Regions from separate parts of the Homo sapiens genome. Here region 2 is linked to region 1. A link is an interaction called in ENCODE POLR2A ChIA-PET data of the cell type or tissue named here. Cell type or tissue: MCF 10A. All regions are shown on one strand.

Region 1 (2,500 bases):
ATGCAGCTTGAAGCCAAACAACTTGTTCCATCGGTGTCAGCTGAGGTCTTGAGCAATTTACTTAACTGCTCTGTGCCTCGTTTCCTCATTTGAGGAGTGGGTCTGACATAATTGGGTGAGGATTAAATGAGATAGCTCTGATAAGTTCTTGAGGCAGTGCCTGCCACATAGCACTCCATAAATGTTTGCTATTACAAGGATTGTCTTTGTAGCCTCTGCAGTGCCTGCTCTGGGGACTGGTGCCCCAAAGGAGCTAGTCTGTGGGATGACTGAACAAAGTGACCAAATAGAGAGCATGGATTATTACCTAGATGGGTAAGTATGTTGCAGATAATATTATTATTTTAGATGACTCTTTGAAAAATAAAATTTCAGAAGTTTTACATAAAAACATGCTTATTATAAAAAATTCAACTAATATAGAATTATATCAAGTAGAAAGAAAAACACCTTATTTCATCGCCAGCTTTTCATCTTTTCATGTGTTAAGTTTGGTGTATAACCTTCCAACCTTTATTATTTAACACATTTACTGTTTTCTCTTTGTGGTTCAGGCATTGGCTCTCATGCCCATAGACTGAAAAACAAACTCTACTACCCATTTGCCAAAAATGTCAGAGACTAAGAATTTGAATTAATCAGACATTGATACATTAATTCTAAGTTGTTAGAAACTTATTACTAACAACTTGTTTTTAAAAAATAATTGTTTTATACCTGAATATATCTTTCACTTCCTTCAAGATGATTTGTGTGCAGAGTAGACACTGGCCTTGGAGTGTTTGGGGATAATGGGAAGAGGTGCTTTGTTCAAAAATTCTCTCCCACACTCTGTCACGTGCTTGGTATTTTCTTGTTAGAGCTGCATTTCTTTGAGTTCAGATATTACCAAAAAGCCCCTGCAAATTTGCAGGTGAGCACAGTTTTTAGACAAAGCAGCTTAAGGGAAGGGAAAGCCCTGAGAATGAACTTAGAAGCTTTGTCTCTGTCAGGGTTTGACTTTTAGCTCCTTCTGTTTAAGAATCAGAATCTCAGCCCTGACTCAGGGGCTTTAACTCTTCTGGTTCCTATGCCTTGATTTTGTCATGCTCTGGTTCTTCAGTTAAAGTTCCTCTCTTCAGACTCATTTTATATTTTGGAACAGTAGGAGGAGCTCTTTGGATGAGCTGAGGCTTTAGCCATCCTTTGATAATAAATTTTTATTTCTAAGGCGCTAGGCATAGACCTAGAGGCATTTTACTGTGGTAGGTTTTTATCTCTTTTAAAATAAATAGAAAGGGACATATGAATTTTTATCAAATCATGGATCTAAAAACAAAGCCCATGGTAACAGAATGTTGCTGCATATTTCCTAATAATGCTTTATTACTAACATTTTCTTATTATCCTAAAAACTAGTTACTTCTCTTCCAATTTTATGGTAATATAAAGTTATTGGTTGAAACATTATTATAGCTGTTTTATATTTGAAAATTTATTTTGGGACTGAAGTCATATCTTCAGGGAAAACATGATTGTATATTCATAGATGTTATGATTTCTTAACTGAGTCTTTTAATTTTTATAATATTTTAATACTTTTATTTGTCTAAATGTTCAAATAATCAATATCCCAAGGTTTAACAGTGCTTACAGTGTAATTGCATTTAGGACAATAAATTTTATATTGACAGTTCAGGGATCCCTATTTAGTTGAACATAACGAATTATGAAACCCCATTGGTTGAAATCTGGTTAGATGCTGCTGTTAATGATTTTCTTTTTCCTCTGTTATTAGTATTTTATGTTGTAGTTAGTAGCTTCTAAACTTCACCCCTATGAGCACTCCTATCCTTTCAAATGATTATAAAGTGTTTCCCCATTTGATAAATTGTGGTAAAATACATGAAACAAAAAATTTGTCATCGTGACTATTTTTAAGTACACAGTTCAGTATTTTTAAATGCATTCATAGTGTTGTGCAATCATCACCATCATTCATCTCCATAACATGTTTCATCTTGTAAAATTGAAACTCTGTATCCATTAAACAATAATTCCCCATATTCCCTTTTCCCCAGCTGCTGGCACCCGCTATTCTACTGTCTGACTCTATAATTTTGAACTGCTCTAAATACCTCATATAAGTGGAATCATACAGTACTCGTCTGCTAGAGACTGGCTTATTTCACTTCACATAATGTTCTCAAGATTCATCTATATTGTAGCCGACATCAGAATTTCCTTCCCTTTTAAGGTGAAATATATTTCATTGTACAGATATACCACATTTAGCTTATCCATTCATCCATTGATGGACCATGGGTTGCTTTCATGGTTTAGCTCAAAAATGCTGCTACCAACATGGGTATACAAATATCCTTTGAGGCCCTGCTTTCAGCTTTTTTTGGGTACAGAAATAGAATTCCTGGATCATAAGTTAATCCAATTTTTAAATTTTTGAGGAACTGTCATACTGTTTTTCACAGCGGCTGTAACATTTTACATTTTCACCAACAGT
Region 2 (2,500 bases), 340 kb after region 1:
TCGTAAGGTGGGACGAGAGATTTGGAAAAGAAAAAGACACAGAGACAAAGTATAGAGAAAGAAATAAGGGGACCCGGGGAACCAGCATTCAGCATATGGAGGATCCCGCCAGCCTCTGAGTTCCCTTAGTATTTATTGATCATCTGTGGGTGTTTCTCGAAGAGGGGGATGTGTCAGGGTCACAAGACAATTGTGGGGAGAGGGTCAGCAGACAAACATGTGAACAAAGGTCTTTGCATCATAGACAATGTAAAGGATTAAGTGCTGTGCTTTTAGATATGCATACACATAAACATCTCAATGCTTTACAAAGCAGTATTGCTGCCCGCAGGTCCCACCTCCAGCCCTAAGGCGGTTTTTCCCTATCTCAGTAGATGGAGCATACAGTCAGGTTTTATACCGAGACATTCCATTGCCCAGGGACAGGCAGGAGACAGATGCCTTCCTCTTGTCTCAACTGCAAGAGGCATTCCTTCCTCTTTTACTAATCCTCCTCAGCACAGACCCTTTACGGGTGTCGGGCTGGGGGACGGTCAGGTCTTTCCCTTCCCACGAGGCCATATTTCAGACTATCACATGGGGAGAAACCTTGGACAATACCTGGCTTTCCTAGGCAGAGGTCCCTGTGGCCTTCCGCAGTTTTTGTGTCCCTGGGTACTTGAGATTAGGGAGTGGTGATGACTCTTAAGGAGCATGCTGCCTTCAAGCATCTGTTTAACAAAGCACATCTTGCACCGCCCTTAATCCATTTAACTCTGAGTTGACACAGCACATGTTTCAGAGAGCACGGGGTTGGGGGTAAGGTTATAGATTAACAGAATCTCAAGGCAGAAGAATTTTTCTTAGTACATAACAAAATGGAGTCTCCTATGTCTACTTCTTTCTACACAGACACAGTAACAATCTGATCTCTCTTGCTTTTCCCCACATACCAACAATCTCCATGTTGCCAAAACCAGTGGCCACTTCCTTGTCCTCCCTACCTTGACCTCTCACCAGTGGTCAGCACGTTCCTTTGGTTTTCCTTTTTCCTCTCTTACTGCTCCTTTCAGCTTTTTTTTTTTTTTTTGCTACCTCTTCTACTAGACTTTGGAATGTTGGAAGGTTTCCAAGCTCAGTCCAGAGACTTCTTCTCTTTCGTCACTTTTTATCTGACTAACTGTACTCAGTCCCATGACTTTAAATATCCTTTACAGGCTGATGAGTATTTTTTAAATATCTTTAATGACTCCCCTGGACTCCAGACTTCTGTAGCCAACAGTGTACTTTCAATCTCTACTTGGATATTATAGCTAAACACAGTCAGCTCTCTTCTCAGTATCCACTTTTCCGTACTAGAACCATGAGATTGTTTGGGATAGCAATAGGCATAGCTAAGAACAATATTTTCTAGACTCTCTTCCAGCTATGGGTAGCCATGGGAGATGCCAACCAAAATCTTCTGGAGCTTTCTGGAAATTGTTTAACCTTGATAAAGACACACATCATTACTGATATGGTTTGGCTGTGTCCCCACCGAAATCTCATCTTGAACTATAGCTCCCATAATCCCCACCTATTATGGAAGGGACCTGGTGGGAGGTAATTGAATCATGTGGGTGGGTTTTTCCCATGCTGTCCTCATGATAGTGAATAAGTCTCATGAGATCTGACGGTTTTGCAAGGGACTTTCCCCACTGTTGCTCTGCGCTTCTTGTTGATGCCATGTGAAGAAGGATGTGTTTGCTTCCTCTTCCGCCATGATTGTAAGTTTCCTGAGGCCTCCCCAGCCATGCTGAACTATGAGTCAATTAAACCTTTTTCCTTTATAAATTGCCCAATCTTTGGCATGTCTTTATTAGCAGCATGAGAACAGACTAATACACTTCCTCATTTTGCTTCTTTCTTATTCCTGCCTGAAACTTGGACCAGAAGTTGGAGATAGAACACATATTGTAATCATGGGGCAGCTGTAGAATGAAAGCCATTATTTTTTTGGTGCTTGAGCAGGAAGAAAAAGGGATCCTTGAGTAGCTCTATCAACCATGATGTGGTTACATCTTCCTGTTTTTTTTTTTGTTTTTTGTTTTTGCCATATGAGAAAAATAAATGCCTTACTGATTAGGCCCTTGCTACCAAGTTTCTGCAGGTAGTTCCTATCCATGAGAGATATAGGTATAAAACAGGCATAAAAAATAATATGTCTAATAAGGAACTCTCTTGATTTTCCCCTGTCCACTGACCAAATTCTTTTTCAGGTCATCCCCATTTCAGTAAGAGGTTTCACCATCTTCCAGACTGCTCAAGTCAAAAGCCTAGATGTCAACCTTGGTTCTTCTCTTTCCCTTCTTCCCTCTTCTATCAAAATCACCAGCATGTCCTGCATGTTCTGCTTCCAAAATACACCTCTAGACTGTTCACTTCTCTCACTCTTGGGGCCACCCCCAAAAGTCCAGCCTATGTCTTTGCTACAGGCTTCTCCTGATCATCTCCCTGCTTCTTTCCTTACCCCTCCCTCCAG

The links. Peaks named below come from ENCODE experiments on the same cell type or tissue, not always from the same donor. Only the 100,000 strongest peaks of a DNase experiment are listed, where the experiment ranks them.
Region 2: POLR2A ChIA-PET joins it to region 1 with 5 read pairs; 2 of 35 experiments call an interaction of 5 or more read pairs at or near these places.

The regions. Positions count from the first base shown.
Region 1 is chr12:57,992,059-57,994,558 of GRCh38, forward strand. No RefSeq gene overlaps it. Among named protein-coding and RNA genes, the nearest start is that of ATP23, 52 kb to the left of the region's middle. In MCF 10A, no CTCF peak of the experiment used is centred here; no DNase peak of the experiment used is centred here.
Region 2 is chr12:58,335,987-58,338,486 of GRCh38, forward strand. LOC105369787 (endogenous retrovirus group K member 21 Env polyprotein) reads right to left here and starts at 1,054. Exons shown (of 3, transcript XM_047429956.1): 1 at 984-1,054. RefSeq lists an enhancer at 1,669-1,748. In MCF 10A, no CTCF peak of the experiment used is centred here; a DNase peak (open chromatin) is centred at 1,075.